2 separate regions of the Homo sapiens genome follow, and region 2 is linked to region 1. The links are chromatin loops, found by intact Hi-C in ENCODE. Cell type or tissue: psoas muscle. All regions are shown on one strand. Each heading gives the region's core, and the rest is flanking DNA. Links, peaks and the distances in the headings are about the cores only. Region 1 has its middle 68 kb from the start of RBM24. Region 2 has its middle 14 kb from the start of RBM24.

The links. Hi-C counts contacts between places; a loop is a spot of excess contacts. Peaks named below come from ENCODE experiments on the same cell type or tissue, not always from the same donor. Only the 100,000 strongest peaks of a DNase experiment are listed, where the experiment ranks them.
Region 2: a loop joins it to region 1, with 2.5 times the contacts of the local background. A loop is called at or near these places in 12 of 110 quality-filtered maps.

The regions. Positions count from the first base shown.
Region 1 is chr6:17,211,596-17,214,507 of GRCh38, reverse strand. No RefSeq gene overlaps it. Among named protein-coding and RNA genes, the nearest start is that of RBM24, 68 kb to the left of the region's middle. In psoas muscle, for the core only: no CTCF peak of the experiment used is centred there; a DNase peak (open chromatin) is centred at 1,797; H3K4me3 peaks cover 1,607 bases; H3K27ac peaks cover 2,500 bases.
Region 2 is chr6:17,265,705-17,268,616 of GRCh38, reverse strand. No RefSeq gene overlaps it. Among named protein-coding and RNA genes, the nearest start is that of RBM24, 14 kb to the left of the region's middle. In psoas muscle, for the core only: no CTCF peak of the experiment used is centred there; no DNase peak of the experiment used is centred there; H3K27ac peaks cover 699 bases.

The DNA of each region.
Region 1 (2,912 bases), core at 262-2,761:
GCAGGCTCCAGAGCTAGACTGCTCAGACTCAAATCCTCGCTTTGCCAGTTGCTAACTGGGGGGCTTCAGGCAAGTTTTGATCCCTAAGCCTGATTTCCTCATTGTGAAATGGGGATACGATAGAAGCCACCTCACATAAGAGAATCCATACTAAGTGCTTATCACCGATCAGAGGCCTGGCACGTTGCAAATAGTGTTAGGCACGTGTGCACGCACACACACACACACACCCCAGAGCAGTTGCAGTTAAGGCATTTTCGCAGAAATTACGGTGATGGCTATCTTTTGTAAGTAATTATGGTGATAGCTATCTTTTGTATGGTGGATTAAAGGACATCCATCGTATTGTGAAGGATTTAATAATAAATAAGTTACAGAAATTAACTGCCTTTACAGAAATAGGGAAGGCAGTGTTTAATAACTAAGCGTAAGGGCGTAATTCCTCTGCTCTGCTGAGAAGCCAGGTTAAAGCACTTATTATTGGCTAGGCATTAATTACATTATTCCTGATCCTCCTTACAGTCACGTAAGGTGGCCATTATTATGCCCAATTTTAGGGTAAAGAAATAAAGTTCAGAGAGGTTAAGTCACTAGCTCAAGGTCACAGCACTAATAAATTGCTAACAGGGGAGTCTAGCTCACATCGGATTTAATTCAAACCCTTTCTTTTGCGGCTGTGCAATATAATAGAAAGTGGACGAGTAAAAGGCAGGCAGAGGGAAGATGAACTGAAATGACCCAGGGAAAGATTGTAAAGGAGGCACTTGGCCAGAGAGAGAAAATGCCAAGAGTGAAAGATGAGAGCTGTTCTTTTAGCAGAGGGAGCTGAGATTCCTTGACAGATAGTAACACTAATCTTCACTTGTCCTTTCTTTAAATTTTTTTTTTTTTTTTTGAGACAGAGTCTCGCTCTGTCACCCAGGCTGGAGTGCAATGATGCGATCTCTGCTCACTACAACCTCCACTTCCCAGGTTCATGCCATTCTCCTGCCTCAGCCTCCCAAGTAGCTGGGACTACAGGCACCCACCACCACGCCCGGCTAATTTTTTTTTTTTTTTTTGTATTTTTAGTAGAGACGGGGTTTCACCATGTTAGCCAGGATGATCTTGATCTCGTGACCTCGTGATGCGCCCACCTCGGCCTCCCAAAGTACTCGGATTACAGGTGTGAGCCACCGCGCCTGGCTGTCCTTTCTTTAAATTTTTAAGGAAATTGAGAAAGAGAAAAGGCAGATGTTGGAAATTCAGCTGGAGAAGATATTTCGAGGTGTCACTTTGTGCTGTCTGCAGTGATGGGAGCTCTCAGTGTGAAGCCCTAATTTAGGCTGTCCAGAGAAACCCAGCCAGAGAGTGTCCTGTTGGCAGAAGGATGGAGAGGTTTATAGGAGAAGGGCCTTGGGAAAAGAGAAGGGATTTTGAATTCTGCCTTGGCTGAGAAAACAAACAATTATTTGGCAGCAAATATTTACTACAGTATATGCTCTCAGCTGCTCAATCATTCTGCTGTCCCTGGCTATCCATTTCAGCTGACCTACAAGGCAAACCTCTAAAAGGTGAGCTCTCTGGGTGCTGAGCAACGGAGGACCAGACCGGCTGCAGCTCCTTAGGAACAAACATACTGATCTCTGACTCCACGTTCTTTAGAATGGAAAATCCGGCCCTTAGAAAATAAGCAGCCATTGATAAACTCCGGGTAAATCTTGTCTAACTGGCAAGGAGCACAATGACTTCCAGGCTGGGGGTGGGGCAAAGCAGCGGCTGAGTGTGTTTGGACCGTATTCCCCCTTTCAAAGGCCCCCGGGCCAGCTGGAGGCTTTACAAGGGCCCCCACTCAGGCCAGCCAGCAGGGAGTTGAAGTAATCTAATTTTAATTATGTGACAAATGCATGAAGAATCATTTAAAGGTCTGTCAGAGGGAAAAATGGCTCCAGTCTGCCAGGACTCCTTAGATGGCAATAAAGAAACCCGTGGCCTAAATGCTGGGTTTTGGTGCTTAAAAAAAAAAAAAGACTCATATAACCAGATTGCACACTATTGAAACAGACATAGGCTATGAGAGGACATTCATTAGTCAAGGACAAAGACACCCCACAAGGCAGCTGTCTACATGAGCATAAGTCTACATTTTTACTGGTGTTAAATCGTCTTTAAAAAATATGATGATGATTCTCTTTTGTCTAAAACCAAACGAGTGAACATAGCTATGGATAGTGCCAACAACAAATGATTTATAAAGCACTTTCATATACATTATCCAGTTGAAGCTTCAAAAACATTATCTTGGCTGGGCGCGGTGGCTCACACCTGTAATCCCAGCACTTTAGGAGGCCGAGGTGGGTGGATCACCTGAGGTCAGGAGTTTGAGACCAGCCTGGCCAACATGGTGAAACCCTGTCTCAAAAATTAGCTGGGTGTGATGGTGTGCACCTGTAGTCCCAACTACTTGGGAGGCTGAGGCACAACAATTGCTTGAACCTGGGAGGAGGAGGTTGCGGTGAGCTGGGTTGCAGTGAGCCGAGATTGCGCCACTGCACTCCAGCCTGGGCGACAGAGTGAGACTCTGTCTCAAATAAACAAAACAAAATAAAACAAAAAACATGATCTTGTTGAATCTTTAAGGCAAGTTCTTAGTTTTAAGTAATAAAGACTTGATTTCTGAAATCCCACTTTGGTTTAATTTGCCGCTAGTTATGACTTATATCAAAATGAAACTAAAAGTCCTTTCATCTAAAGCAAGGTGGCACAATTTTTTTTTTTTTTTTTTTTTTTTTTTTAGACAGAGTCTCACTCTGTTACCCAGGTTGGAGTGCAGTGGCCCGATCTCACTGCAAGGTCCGCCTCCTGGGTTCATGCCATTCTCCTGCCTCAGCCTCTCGAGTAGCTGGGACTACAGGCACCCGCCACCACGCCTG
Region 2 (2,912 bases), core at 147-2,646, 54 kb before region 1:
GGCAGCAGTGTGGGGTGCCTCGGGCTCCTGCTTGAGGCTGGTGTCCGAAGTAGGGCCAGTCTTGTGACTCTGAGCCCTTAATCTGTGGGGTCTGCACTAACTGTGGGTAGTTAGTGTCAGAATTTAATTAAATTATTGGACACCTAGTTGGTGTCAGAGTTGGAGAATTGCTTGTTGGTCTTGGAAAAGACATCACACATTTGGTATCAGAAAAAAACGTGGAGCTATAAATCACGGCATAAGGGTCATTGACTGAAAGCATACACCGTGTTCTGTAGGATGATGACTCAGTTTTGCCAGGCATCACCTCTGAGAGCACCAGGAGAGAGAGAGAGAGAGAAGGGGGAGAAGCTACATATTTTCAAACAACCAGATCTTGTGAGAGCTCTACCACAATAACAGCAAGGGGGCTGTGCGTTCAACAGATGATTCTGTCCTCGGGCCAGTAGCTTCTGTGTAGTGAGGTATATGACATGACCAGTAGATTCTATGGTCACGTGTTCAATCTCATACTCCCTTTATTATAAAGTGGATCCCCTGGCTTATTGCAATGTTATACGAGGTTCTGTGCTGGTGCCAATACTGCTCCCTATGGGCAGAAAAGGCCAACTCTCTCCCCAAAAGATATTTATACTTGTCAAAGTCTCTGCTCCTTCCTGAGTAAAAGGAGGCCAATATAGAAGGTAGACAACTTGCTACCAAGGGACTGGTTGGTCCCATCGAGGAGTGGGGATTGATTGTGGAACCAGCAGTGGCCTTTGCTGCCGGCAGGTTAGTCATCATATCAGCCTTGGTCAGAGCTGTAAGGCCTGTGTGTAGCCTCCACCCCTGCTACCATGGTGACTGATATGGTTTGGCTCTGTGTCTCCACCCAAATCTCATGTCAAATTGTAATTCCCAATTTTGGAGGTGATTAAATTCCCTGGTGGGAGGTGACTGAATCATGGGTATGGACTTCCCCCTTGCTGTTCTTGTCGTAGAGTTCTCATGAGATCTGGTTATCTGAAAGTGTGTAGCACCTCCTCCTCCTCTCTCTCTTTCTCTCCTGCCAGCCATGTAAAAATGTTCTTGCTTCTCCTTCACTTTCTGCCATGATTGTTAAGTTTCCTGAGGCCTCCCCAGTCATGCCTCCTGTACAGTCTGTGGAACTGTGAGTCAATTAAACCTCTTTTCTTTGTAAACTACCCAGTCTCAGGTCGTTGTTTATAGCAGTGTGAGAACATACTAATACGGTGACCATGTTTATGTACCCATTGTGCCAGCCTTGGTGTGGCTGATGACAGAAGCTGTCAATATCAACTATTCAAGCTATTTTGGGGCAGTTATATTCTGATTGGCATTAACATGTGCTATAAAGATCTTCACACTTTGTGCCCAGTGTTATATCTCTATCCTTATGCTTCTTCTCTCGACTTGTTGGTTCCTGATCTTCCTGTCTTTCTTCTTCCTAGTCTCTGACCAGATGACCAAATGATGCCAGCCACCTATCTACATATATTCTTACCTTGCACCACTTATTTTTCTGCACAAAGGTGGATAGCCTAGTCCACTGCCTGAGCTGTATACAATGGGAGGATTTCGCTCCACTGCTGTCTTTTTTTTTTTTTTTTTTTTTTTTTTGAGACGGAGTCTCGCTCTGTCGCCCAGGCTGGAGTGCAGTGGCGTGATCTCGGCTCACTGCAAGCTCCACCTCCCGGGCTCACGCCATTCTCCTGCCTCAGCCTCCCAAGTAGCTGGGACTACGGGCGCCCACCACTACGCCCGGCTAATTTTTTGTATTTTTAGTAGAGACGGGGTTTCACGGTTTTAGCCAGGATGGTCTCGATCTCCTGACCTCGTGATCCGCCCGCCTCGGCCTCCCAAAGTGCTGGGATTACAGGCGTGAGCCACCGCACCCAGCCACTGCTGTCTTTCAAGGCTGCCTCCGAATGGGGTTGTAGTGGAGATATCATCTATTTTTTGCTTCCCCATGTAATAGGCTGGCCTACTATGAACCAGGCTGGGGCTTCTTCCTTTTCTGGCAGCTGGTTCTAAAGGATTAAGCCACTGGACACCGTGTGCTGAAGGAGAAGTGCTCGTTCCATGGTGGAGGGGGACATAGAGTCTGCAGCAGCTGTGTGGACAGCTTGCTTGTGCCCTCTGGTTCTGCTTGTGCACTTCTGGGTGGAACACTTCCACTTTGTGATGAATTGTTGGGCTTGTTCACCTTTAGAACTTGGTAGCTCTGACAGAGTCCAGCTCATGATGTGGAATTACGGTTGCCTGGTCATTTAGTGTCCCATGGCCAGGCCCTCTGTCTCTACCAGAACCCAAGAGTGTGCCAAGGGCCTTTTTATGAAAGGTGTGTTAATATCTGCTGCAACTGGCATCAGTGTGCTCTGGAACCCTAGGGTTACAGTATGTTGTAATCCTCTAAGTCCTCTTAGGAGGACTTCCCATAAACCCCACATAGTATCTTTTCCCACCACTGATAGCTCTAATGTAATAACACAGGGGCTGTCAGGGTGTATGGCCCAAGTGATAAGACTGTTTGCATCACAGCCTGGACTTGATGTTGTGTCCTTTCCTGCTTTCAACCCCACTGAAAGCTTGTTGCTTTCATCTTACCTGTTAAATGGGTGGGAGAAATATTCCTAGGCATAGAATATCTGCCTCTATGACCCAAAGAGGCCCACCAGGCATTATGGTTTCTTCTTAGTTGTAGGAGGTGGGAGATGCAATAATTCATCCTTACTTTGGAGGGGATACTTAAAAATTTTACTGATGTGGGTGGACCCTGAATATTCATAGGTTTTATGTCCTACCTTCTGAAGTCCATGTGTAATACCAAGGTCTCCACTTCTTCCTCAGTTGGTCCAATTAGCATGATGTCATCAATATACTGGATAAATGGGATGTTCTCTTTGGCCATT